2 separate regions of the Homo sapiens genome follow, and region 1 is linked to region 2. The links are chromatin contacts, found by Hi-C or POLR2A ChIA-PET in ENCODE. All regions are on one chromosome and are shown on one strand. Each heading gives the region's core, a stretch centred on a gene start or an enhancer-like site at or near the end of the contact. The rest is flanking DNA. Distances are from core to core; before and after follow the strand shown.

Evidence for each region. Hi-C counts contacts between places; a loop is a spot of excess contacts on that map. ChIA-PET counts read pairs that join two places held with the same protein, here RNA polymerase II (POLR2A). Pooled maps may share reads with other maps.
Region 1: a pooled map shows a loop between it and region 2 (6-fold over the local background). The contact joins two enhancer-like sites. A Hi-C loop is called at or near these places in 5 of 50 pooled maps. POLR2A ChIA-PET finds 5 or more read pairs at or near these places in 2 of 52 experiments (T-cell and activated CD4-positive, alpha-beta T cell).

What each region holds. Positions count from the first base shown.
Region 1 is chr6:13,353,348-13,359,411 of GRCh38, reverse strand. It overlaps GFOD1 (Gfo/Idh/MocA-like oxidoreductase domain containing 1), which reads left to right. Exons shown (of 2, transcript NM_018988.4): 2 at 1-1,582. It overlaps LOC105374936 (a long non-coding RNA gene), which reads right to left. Exons shown (of 3, transcript XR_926496.3): 3 at 5,672-5,791. Among named protein-coding and RNA genes, the nearest start is that of TBC1D7-LOC100130357, 28 kb to the right of the region's middle. RefSeq lists a silencer at 3,707-3,796. Within about 2 kb of position 3,816, at least 12 of the 41 ENCODE cell types and tissues checked have a DNase peak (open chromatin) inside an H3K27ac peak, as active enhancers do.
Region 2 is chr6:11,711,612-11,717,697 of GRCh38, reverse strand. It overlaps ADTRP (androgen dependent TFPI regulating protein), which reads left to right. Exons shown (of 6, transcript NM_032744.4): 6 at 3,186-4,175. The coding sequence ends at 3,220. Among named protein-coding and RNA genes, the nearest start is that of ADTRP, 64 kb to the left of the region's middle. RefSeq lists enhancers at 3,173-3,322, 6,009-6,058. Within about 2 kb of position 3,242, at least 4 of the 41 ENCODE cell types and tissues checked have a DNase peak (open chromatin) inside an H3K27ac peak, as active enhancers do.

The DNA.
Region 1 (6,064 bases), core at 2,567-5,066, 1.6 Mb before region 2:
GCTCCACCACCGCCTACGTTTTTGGCCATCAGAGCCTTGGAGTTTACAGAGCAGAGGCCATGACATTGGGGAGCTTGTTTAAAAATCAATGATCAGAACCCCACATTTTAGTTTCCTTTTGGGGAGAAAGAGGAGGGCCGTGGAAGAAAAGGGGTGTGCAGCTGGAGCGTTATTATGTCTTTCTCAGCGGCAGGCATGCCCGCCTCTCCACCTTCTCCCCGCCAGGCACAGGAGCCAGCAGCTGGAGCGTGCTCTGAGTTTCAGGGGACCCCCCACCCAGACTGACTGGGGCTTCTGGGACTTCTCATAGGAAGAGTCAAGACCTCCTGCGCTTCTTTAAAAGGTGATGGGCTCAGTGTTCCCAGTGGCATCTGGAGGTGAAGCCGGTACTGTCTCAGGAGTGGAAGGCAATGGCCCACTGGCCTTTTTCTCCCCCACGTCACAGTCCCCATTTGCTGGAGCCCTTGAGGGGGCCACCGAAACTGTGGCTCTCATTCAGCCTCCCAAAGTGTTGCACTACTGAATACTCCTTTCTGTTTACACCAGCAGTGAATAGAGTCATGAAAAGAACATATTATATGCAATGGCTTGATGCTTAGTGTGGCAATCAAAAGCTTGCCTGGGCAGATGTAGGCAGGGGCTAGACAATAGTCATGGAGTTGTCACCAGGTCACTGTCTCTCTCCTTCCCCTTCCAGGTCTCTACTGTCCCCTGCAGCCACCACAAGGGCTAAGCTGTTGAATGAGCCCCTTGGTTTTTCCTTATAAACGCAATGACTTACTTGTGATTCTTGGTCTAATCCCAGGCTAAGAAACAAAACAAAAGCTTGTGATCTGACCCATTCCTTTGCTGCCTTCCTTCTCTTTCAGGCACCTGGACGTATTTAGTATTCTGCCCTGTGCCTTGCCCAGGGGAGGGAGAAGTTTCTAGCAAATGTGACTTTCTGTCTGCTGCCTGGTGCTTTTATAGTACTTCATCTGCTTTTTATTGTTGTTGTTGTGTTTTTTAACCAAAATGGCATTTGTTTGGCTGTCATTGTCGAGTATATATTTATTGTGTTTTACAAACATGAGTATATATGTATGTATATGTATAAAACCAAACTTATATATATAAGAAGTCAAGGCATGTATACTAGATATTTTAAAGAGTTATTTATCAAGGGAAAAAGATGTGTGTTATAAAGTAAACAGAGTCTATATTTTCTATATAATGTAGATAGTCAAACATAGCTTATAAATTATAGGAGGTTTTGGTTTTCTTTTTTATTATTAAAGGAAAAAAAGAAGAAAAAAAAAGACAATGAATGCAACTGTTCTTAGTGTTTTTAAGGCCAAACTACTGTGGAAGCTGGGAGGCGGCCCTCCCTGCGGGCCTCCAGCAGCCCTGTGCCTGCCGCTAGGAGCTCCAGAGCTGATGCCCGTTGTGATCTCTGCGATGCTCGATGCTCGGAGCCAGCGGTCAGCATCACTCAGCCAGCTGGCCTGTGCCGCTCTGACGTGGCTTCCAGCTGTTCTCCGCAATTTGCATTGGTGGGATAAAGGAATGAAAAGGATAAATAAAGATTTAAAAGAAAATACAATTCCAGCTCTTTGCCTGTTTTTTACACCCTGCTGCTCTCAATATAGGCGCCTGATCAGTTTGTGGGATCTGAAGCATGAATGGGTGCATCCAAGGTAGAGGGGTGTGGGTGCCTGTGGTGTTTGTGTGTGTGCTGGGGGAGGCTGTTCATGAGTCAGCATCCATGAAGCTGAACAATGGAAATCAACAGACCTACAATTTTGATTGAAAACCAACGCGTGTGGGAACTGGAGGCACTTCAAAGCCATCTGGTTCAAACCCTCATTTTGGAAATGTGAAAATGAAAGGCAAGTAACCTACCTATGGCCTCTGGGTATGTGTTTGTGTGTCCAAAGCTAGTGTGGACAACCAAAGCTAGTGTAGACAACAAGAGGATGAGAACATAGCTCTTAGATTGGGGGAGCAAATTTTAGAATTCTCTAGAATTCTCTAGTATTTTAACACTGTAACCTAATACTTCACACCAAGCACTGAAAAACAATTTTTTTTTTTTTTTGATACAGGATCTTACTCTGTCACCCAGGCTGGAGAGCAGTGGCATGATCACAGCTCACTGCACCCTCTACCTCCTGTGGCTCAAGCGATCCTACCACTTTAGGCTCTTGGGTTGCTGGGATTACAGGCACATGCCACCACGCCCAGCTAATTTTTTTTTTTCTGTATTTTGTAGAGATGGGGTTTCATCATGTTGCCCAGGCTGGTCTCGAACTCCTGGACTCAAGCGATCTGCGTGCCTCAGCCTCCCAAAGTGCTGGGATTACAGGCATGAGCCACTGTGCCCAGCACTGACCATTTAAAAGAGCGTCTTTGCTTACTTCCTTCTTAGCAGTGTTTAAGGGCAACCATCGCAGATTGAGCTCAGCCTAATTTCAAATTTGCATGACATAGAGTGTTTTATGGAGGGGCTGGCCTTTCCTTTCTATCTTTTGCTGAGTCTTAGAGAATGCTCATGAATGTTCCTTCTGGTCTATGGTTTCCCCTTCACTTAAAAATAAGAATTAATACTGCAAAATCTGAAATCTCATTCACTCCTTCATGAGCAGGTCCTGATATAAATACATCCAGAATTCAGTCCATCTATTATGATAACATTGTAGCAACCCCCTGTATCCACATAGATTATTGTCTTGAACATATGACATTCTCATACCACATGATTCTGCAGTAAATCTAACAGCAGTTCTAAATAAGGCCAAAAAGGAGAGTGCTTTGTCAAAACTAAAAGCACCATCCACCCAAATGTGAAGTGTCATCACGATGGCATCCATTCCCCTAAGTTTCTTTCAGCAATGTGACTTGAGAACCAACCCTCAATGAAAACTCGAATCTCCTAACCAGTTATATAAATTTTAAATCTAGGAGCTAGTTCTTCTTTCATGGATTTTGGATTCTCTTTGTGATGTTGGTTTGTCTCAATTTAGTCCCATTTCTTGCTTTGTAAACCTGCGATTATATGCCTCCTAGTAAACCACATGATATGATCAGCGCTGCTTTCATAGTCTCTGAACTGTTGCTTAAAAAGAACAGATATAATTGCATGGTAAGTCATTCAGGTTGCTCTTTACTGGTGAAATGAAGAGAAACCTGGGTGTCCTCTGATGTCTGTCTATACACCCCACCTCCCTGATTCACAGAACCATTTTCCGGTTTCACTTCTTGCTTCTTTTATCTTGTGCATTTTTAGCACCTGTTGTGACAAGCCTGGGTGACTCGATCTAAAAAATGAAATGACTTACAATTACTGTAAGAATGAATTACAGATACATGATGTATGCACAACTCTGTATAGAAATGAAAACAAAAATAACTTCACCTCACTCTAATTCATAGGCTACCATGTTATTGACCCTTATTTACCTAACTTTTGCTTAAGCAGGAAAGATCCCTCTGCCTAGATATCCCCTGGGCTTGGCGCCCTCACTCCTCCACCCCAGCCCTTATGCATTTGGCAGTAGTAATGGCCCCTGCAGGGAATGTTGTCCAAGAAGTCTAGATGATAGAGATGAAGAAGGCACATCACTTCACAGAGTTTATGCCAAGTCACCGCCAGAAGCGCAGTGTTACAATTTACTTAAGCCAAGACTGCTACAAAAAACTGATGCAAATGGAAGCTATTCAAAATCCTTTGCCTTGTGCATTCAAGTTGAGGCTCCCTTTTGAATCCTATCTCTGAGTCTACATCTGCTGGGTAAATTCCTGAACGATGACTTGAGCTGTGACAGCTTTTGTAGCATTGCTGTGGTCCAACCACAACTCTGTAAGATAAACTACCTAAGCTGGTTGTTGGACTTCCTCTAAAATGTCATTCTAATTATAGAAACACCTTTCTTTCCTGATTTTATACAGATTCTAATCACCTTAACTGCTTCTCTTCAGCCATGAATGAAAGCGAAAGATTAAGTCACTTTTAGAAGCCTTCTTGGGCAATTATAGATTAATTCATTTCTCGCTCATTGAAGGGACTCAATCCTAGAACAACAGTCTGGAATACATGTGTATGTATGCCCCTTTGTCTCTGACCTGCTCATCATTGGCCATCAATGCCCTGGGAAGGAGGGACCCTAGGAAGGCCTGAGGGGCTGCACCTGATGTGCAGGTCATGTGCACAGACCCCACAGGTTCAGGCTCAGTGTTGAAATTCCCTATGTCATTAACTCCCTTGTAGGAAGGATGAAAGGGTCTAGATCAGATTTAAGTCAGACATAGGCTATTTGAGGCGCCTGTGGGAATGGCAAATCACTCCAGACTCCTCAGAAGCAAAGGCCAAGCAGGCCTGAGAGCTAGTGAAACTCCAGGGAGAGGAGCAAGACCAGGATCTGCGCTTTCTCAGCTTCCCAAAGCTGTCTGTCTCGGAACTAACAAATGAGGCTGACTCTTCAGAGTTCTAGGCCAAGGGATCCGGACTTGACACTCAAGTTTCTGCCATGAAGCAAAAGACAGAGCTAGCCTGGAAAGAGCAGCTCTGTATCACTCCGGCTGTGAAGTGCTAAAACTCGACATCTCCCTGAGGAAACAGGAGAGAAGAAAGGATGGAGAGAAAAAAAGAGAGGAAGGAGCTGGCATTAATGGACCAGCAAGGGAAGGAGAAGGGAGCAGGAAAAGCGGTAGTTCACGTAGGGTAAATTAGATGAAGGGGAACAAACAGCGAAAGGTCAGAGGGCTCTGCACTTAAAATAAGGAAGCTTGTGAAGATAAGTAAATGTTGCCTGAGATATCTGAAGTAGGGTTCCTCTTTGGCTGACAAGCCTTAATCTGCACTCTGGAAACAGCTTGTATGAGGAGGAGGACGGCAGACAAGGAGGAATGAGGGAGGAATTCTTACAGGAACCATCTGGCTGAGTCACTTTTAGGGCTGTTCAAAGCTACCCAACTGTTGACATTTCCTGGAAATTCTTTAATGCCAACAATTGTGTTAAATGAGCAACATCCTTAAGACCCCGAGTGCACCTTGGATCCCCTCGTCCTTTCTTGTTGCGTTTGCGATTTGCAAATCCCCTGAACCTGAAGTCTTCAAGGATTCAGCATCTGCCATTTCACCATGTGTTAGTCCCCTCCCTGGGCCCCTTCAAACACACTCTCCACTCAGAAATCTACCATTTAGCCTTTATTTATTTATTTATTTATTTATTTTTGACGCACGCACAAGGCTTCTCACTCCTCCTCAGCTTTCAAAGAATCCACCCACTAGGCTGTCACTTCAATCTGCTGTCTCCTCCTGCAGCACAGAATTTCTGAAGAAAGTCCCCAGGTGAACCAGCCTGGCCAGCAGAAATGGATGCTCACCCACTCCATCTAGCCCCTGGCCTCTGCTCTCCTGGACTCCCTGGCTCAGTCCTCAGATCAGTTCCGGAACTTCTCTCCTTAGGTTTCCTGTAACATCCGGGTTTCTCCCTTACTTGCTTAAAACAACCTCTTGCTTTCATTCATCCATTCATTCACTCTGAGGCCATCTGAGGAAAGCTTCCTTACCTGCTTTCCTGATGACCTAATATATGCTGTACCCACCTACTTCCTCTTCCTTGAATGGGGAAACCAAGTCACAGGGAAAGATACATCTCTCCCTTCTAATGCTGGATCTCATTCCTTACAAGCCTGCTCTCATTCTCCACCTCCAATCTCTCTGTGTCCATTCTTCTCTTCTTTTCATCCGTCAGTTATGCCAGTGGCTCCCAGCCTGGAGTATGAATCTGGGGGCAGGGGTGTCTCTGAACTTAGGTGGGGAAAAAAATGCATCTTTATTTTCACTAACTCTAAGTGAAATTCAGTATTTTCTTTGATTATGACAACAAATCACAATTGTGTAAGCAATATCTGTGTCTTTATCACCAATAGAAATCACATCTATTTTCATCTTTTTTTTTTTTTTGAGATGAGGGTCTTGCTCTGTAGGAGTGCAGTGGTGCAAACACAGCTCACTGCAGCCTCAAACTCCTGCTCTCAAGCAACTCTGCTGCTTCAGCCTCTTAAGTAGCTGGGACTACCA
Region 2 (6,086 bases), core at 1,993-4,492:
ACTATCAGTGCTCAGATCTCATTTCTCTAACACCTGCTATCCCCCCAACCATCAATTTTCTTGCCCTTTTCTGAGTCAGCCCACTGAAACTAGGCAAATGTTCTTCAAATTTTCAATGCCTGGCATTCATTTTTGTGGTTGTAGATACATAGGTGTAAATCTTTGAGAATACTATGTTTTTATTTATCCTGATTTCTAACTATTGGAATAATAAGGCATATAATTATATATGGTATCTATGGTGATGTTGATTGAAACAATAATTTCTTGGCCATGCCTGCAGTTTCTGTTCAGATCTTGCAAAGATGGAGGCTAGAATCTGTTGGAATCTGCTTCCAGTGGCCCGATTGGAAGTCACCAGCCAAGCACCAACTGGTCAAGAATATCAGGTGAAATATCAGGGCTATAAAAATATTTCTAGCCCTTGCTACTATCTGACAGCAGTTAAAGGAATAAAACAAGTCGGGGTGAATCTAACTTCCTATCTGCCAACTAGGATACTTTCTACTGGGAAAAATGCTTCTCAATCAAGAAAATATTTATAATAAACATAATTTTCCAATTACAACTTAAAATCCATTTTGTGAATTTGGTTTGGGTAAGATATATGATCTATTATTAAGTCAACAGTTTCCTTATTTCCAGCTATGCGTTATAGAAACATGGTCAGAAGGCTGGGTGCGGTGGCTCACACCTGTAATCCCAGCACTTTGGGAGGCCGAGGCGGGTGGATCACTTGAGCTCAGGAGTTCAAGAGAAGCCTGGCCTACATGGTGAAACCCCATCTCTACTAAAAATACAAAAAAAAAAAAAAAAAGCTACGTGTGGTGGCGCACACCTGTAGTCCCAGCTACTCGGGAGGCTGAGAGGTGGGAGAAACACTTGAATCTGGGAGGCAGAGGTTGCAGTGAGCCAAGATCACACCACTGCCTTCCAGCCTGGGTGACAGAGGAAGACCCTGTCTCAAAAAAAAAAAAAGAAAAAGAAAAAGAAAAAAAGCATGGTCAGAGATAAATTTTGAAGACTTAAAGAAGCCTACAAACTGCTTAGCTCTGTGAGAATTCAAGACTAAGACCCGCTTGCCATTCCCAGCTGCTAGAAGCAAAAAGAAACATGATTTTTGCAACGTTCACGCCACATGAGTCCCTACAGAATAAAATGACTTTGGGAGCACCACAGAGACCCATTTGGGAACAGTGCCTTCTCTAGCATGTGGATGGGTATGTGGGCATTTCTGAGTGTTCCTCCTAGCTACTTGGTTTTGGACAGAGGACTCTAATCCAATGGAGGGAACCACCTGCTGTCCTCCCCCAGCAGAGCTTCATACCACCATGTCTGCTCCTGGGTGGCTTTTCTCCAAACCTTCGTGTTCTGTTGCATTTCTTAAATGGAGAAGGGAGTCTTCAGTCCTCAACACCTGGGGTGGAAGGACTGAGGTTATTATTACAGTTAGGCTTGAGGGCTTGGGGATTGGTAAACAACATGGATAAAAGAAAGTTTTAGGAATCCTCAGAGTGACTGCGGGGTAGAAATTTGAGAAGTTTATATTGACCAAGTTTATATTGTCCCTCTTGTATGTGAGCTGGTTATTTAATTGAAAAAGAATTCATTAAAGGCCCAGAGTATACTCTACAGAAAAAGGAGGTACTGTGCTTGTACTTATAGACCTAATGTAGAGAAGCCCTAACTAGGGAGGAGAGAATTCACATCAAAAATGGAAAATAAGGCCAAGGGTGGTGGCTCTTGCCTGTAATCCTAGCACTTTGGGAGGCTGAGATGGGAGGATCCCTTGTGGTGAGGCCAGGAGTTCAAGATCATCCTGAGCAACATAGTGAGACCCTGTATCTAATAAAAAAGCAAAAAAAAAAAAAAAAAAAAAAAAAAAAAAAAAGCTGGGCATGGTGGTGTGCACCTCTAGTGCCAACTAGTCAGGAGACTGAGGTTGGAGGACTTCAGCCCAGGAGCTCAAGGCCGCAGTGAGCTGAGATTGTGCCACCGTATTCCAGCCTGGGCAAAGACCTTGTCTCAAAAAAAAAAAAAAAAAAAAAAGGGAAAAACAGAAGAGAAAGAAGTAGACACACCAATGAAAACAACGTGAAATCCATAAAGCTTGATAAACAATAAGCCTCGGCTGAAGTGACTGGGGTAGTCTAGATTGATGAGGAGCAGACGAAGAAGACAGAGTTTTGATCTTGAAAATTTTGCATGAGATGAATACAAGGATAGCCATGAGGACTGCATGATCAAGAGGTGGCCATCCTAGGAAATCAGTGTAATTAAGGGGCCACAAACAGGACTTCAAGTCACCAGTCATGATAGCCTCTAAGAAGTGGAGTTCCAGCAGAATGGAATGAGTATAAGATATCTAGTGTTTACTGTTAAGGATAGAATTGATGAAGGTGGCAGGGTTTGAAGGGTGAATCATGGAATTAGGAGCATGGATTTGCTGCAGGAATACCAAGCCAGAACTACCAGGGCTGTAAGTTCTGGAATGGAGGAGAAGTTTTTAAAGTAGCATTGACAGTATTTGGCAACAAGCACAAAGGATAATGAGCTAATGAAATTTCACAAATTGCAGAGCTTACACAAAGATTTATGATCATTAAATATGGAGTACCAACTTGTTGGCTGAATAGAAGTCATTCTACAAATCTAATGCTATAATTTCAGTAGAATAATGCCCCTCTAATGAGCTTACTCAAACCTAATCCATATGCCAGTACTTTTCCACCAGGCTGATGAATTCATTTGCTAAGAGGTCACAGAATGACCCCAATTAGTTGAACATCCACCCTTCTATTTCCTCTCTAATTTGATGTGGTCTCTTCATCTCCATCTGCAAAGTCTCAAAGTTTGCTGATGGATTGTGTGTAGCCTGCAGACACTCACTCAGAGTCACAGCAATATGCTTCCTCTTAGCTATGCAGAGTACCTGAAGGCAAACAGCATCGTGGGTGCCTGGCTAACTGTGAACCCAGCACTGAGGGAGGACGGCAGAGTTGTTCTCTGCCCCTGTCATCGTGGCAGCTGTTTTTTCATAACTCCTTAAACTGCATCTTGTCACCTTGGGAAAAGTGTGTTCAACTTTCCACTGCCCCAAGTCAGAGTGAATCTCTACCCACAACAAAAATACCCATTAGGGAAAGCCTGAAGCCTGAGGTCTGTCTCTGTTCTTGTTTGTACAGGTGACATGAGGCAGCCACGGAAGAAGAGGAAGTAATTGCACACCATTTTCCAAGAACCAAGAAAGAAGAAAACACAAGAGATTTTTCTCATCTTTTTTTTTTTTTTCTGGTGGAGGGAGGTGGTGGAGGAACATAGCAAAGTAGGAGGGACAGAGAGTGATACTTAAATTTAATAAGAGGTTCGTGAAGGTAGCTTAACTTGAGAACTCTTGGTTTTTTGAAAGGTTGACTGCACATGCCAAAAACAACTCCTGCTATCTCAGAATTAATTATCTTTGACCTTCGTGGAGGATGGTCTCTGGTTAAAATCTGGCCAAAGAAACTCACATAAACTTGGTGTTAGAGAACATCTAGAGAGAGAGAGAGGAACTTAGAGTCATTTAAACTCTTCAGTTTACAGAGAAGGATGCTGAGGACCTAGATGAGAAGTTACCTGCAAAAGGCAAAAGGGTTACTTAGTGTCAGAACCAAGGCAATGACTTCTCTCTCCCAGATCTCCTAGCTACTGGTCCTGGGCCATTTTTTTTTTTTTAAATAATCCCAACTTTCTTTAAAAGACAAGCATTTCAGTAAGCTAGTTATTTTCATGGGTTGCTCATCCATTTTTTTCAGTGATCTAAAAATGTAGGGAGATGGCTACTACTGAAGTTGTCTGTCTACTTGGGATAATAGCAAATTAATTGAAGACAATGGGAAAGTAAGTTATAAAAAATACTGGGAAATCTGTTTCTCTTCTGAGCAAGCATTCAGGGCAGGTATAAACATCAAACATAGTGACATTGTCAAAACCTCTTCCATTTGAACATTGATTAATTCATCAAATAAATGGTATAGTAATAAATTTTGCTTGCAGAAGAATCTGGATGGGAAGTGATAGAATTATAAGGGCTGTTGAGATTGCTTTGCTACAAAGCACTTTTCTGAATTAGTGTGTGGTTTAACAAAGCTGATTTCCAGATGCTTAACAAGGATTCATGATCCCTGCTGTGATTTTCCTAGTGTTATTTTCCTGGCCTTTATTTGTGGGCACATTTTTTAAAGAACACAAATGGCAAATGGCTATTGGTGGGTAGACATATTTGAGTCTACTAGTATGTCACTAGGCTCATATGGGTTGGGGTGTGGACACTGAAGGAAATTGGACTTGGACTTCCCAACCTAACATTATGTAGGAGAAATCTGGTAAAAATGAGCAAGAGTGGTCTTGAAGGGTTACAGAAGAGGACAGAATATCTCAGGTGGGAAGGCAGCCTAAGGGAAGACCAGGGCAGGCACCAAGAAACCTGCTTAATTCCCACTTCTTTTTCTACTGTTCTGTTAATATGGGCCTCAAGTCTTTTCCAGTTGGAGCTGGGAATACCACCTCTTTCCCCACATCTACTGCTGCCTCTTCACTGCTCCAAGCACCTGGTCTCAGCAGGAGCTCAGAAACAGTTGCCACAGTGGAAATTCCCCAAACGTGAAGCCCTCGGGGGATCACCCAAATGTTCCACACCCCAGAGGTGACTCGGGCTGCGTAACTCTCAGTCACAGTAAGCTCTTGGTGGGGATGAGCCTGCAAATTTCTATTTGTGGCTTTACTGGCCCTAGGACCAAATTAAACCTTGATTGCAGCATGCCTGGCCATTGTGCAATATCTCTTCCAACACTAGAAATGTCTCGGAACAATTTCCCATTGAGCACATGCCTAAGCACACAAGGGCATGCTCGGTGCTGCAGTAGCTTAAGAAAAGATACACAACAAAACAATAACACACTGATTAAACATTTGCTAAAAGGTATATGGTATTTGCAGATTGCATAGCACTATGTTAGGCCCTTAATAGAAAATGACAACTATAGCAACCACATGATGATACCAGCAATATTTGTGTAGTGTCAAGTAATTCATCACCACTCCCACTTATTCTAGCCCACGGAAACTTCGTAAGTAGGAGATGAGTTACGTTCTCATTTTACAAATGAGCAAACTGAGTTTCTGAGGGTGGTGTGCTGGGAAAGGTTTAACAACCAGCTCTCTGGGGAAAAGATGTCAGGCTCTGATTGATAATGTGTGCTCATTTCCATGGTGTAAACACTCTCCCCATGGCCTTTTTCAAGCTGGCAGCACGTTGCTGAATGTACAGTTGGGAAGAGATGTGGACAACCACTTAGTCCTCGAGAGCCTGTTGTGCAAACTGGCTCCAGCACACCTCTGCGTTCAGAGCAGGGAAATGACAAGTCCAAGGTCACATGGATAGTTGACTCCTGAGCCCACTTTCCTTCCTCTTTCTTACAGAGCAAAGCAGTACCGGGTCATCCAAAAACTTTATTTAAAAAACAAAACAGAAATGTGTCCACATCTTGCAGAGCTGGACAAAAGAAGGTGGTCAAGAGATCCCAAATTGGTGGAAACTGTCCCCGTTACAGGAGGAGGAAGGACGCTGCCACCACTACCCCAGGGACTGGCCTATACTCATGCTTCTGTTCCAGTGTTGCTGTCTCACATTTGAAACCAATTTTGAATTTGGGTAGAAGATTCGTCTTGTTGCCTAAACAATGCCTTAACCCCATTCTCTCCCCAGAAGGGTCCTACATTTCTTAAGCTATTTTCAGCTCCTCCACACCTACTCACTTGCAATACTTGTCATAACAGGAAGCCAGTTTCATATACTGTAATCCCCAAACACATTGCACCCACACGTGGGGAGCGTGAGGGGCTGAGCGAGGAGCGAGGAGGCCAGGCCTTCCAAAAACTGGAGGGGCTGAGCACTGAGCCGCTCCCAAGGTGGGGCGTCTCCACTCCCAAGCCCAGGATTCAGAAGCCAGAATCCACATCCAGACATTCTTGTTTTCCTTTCTCATGCAGTTGCTGGTGACTTTTTTTTTTTTAATAAAGCATTTGAGTAGGCAGCAAAGCCA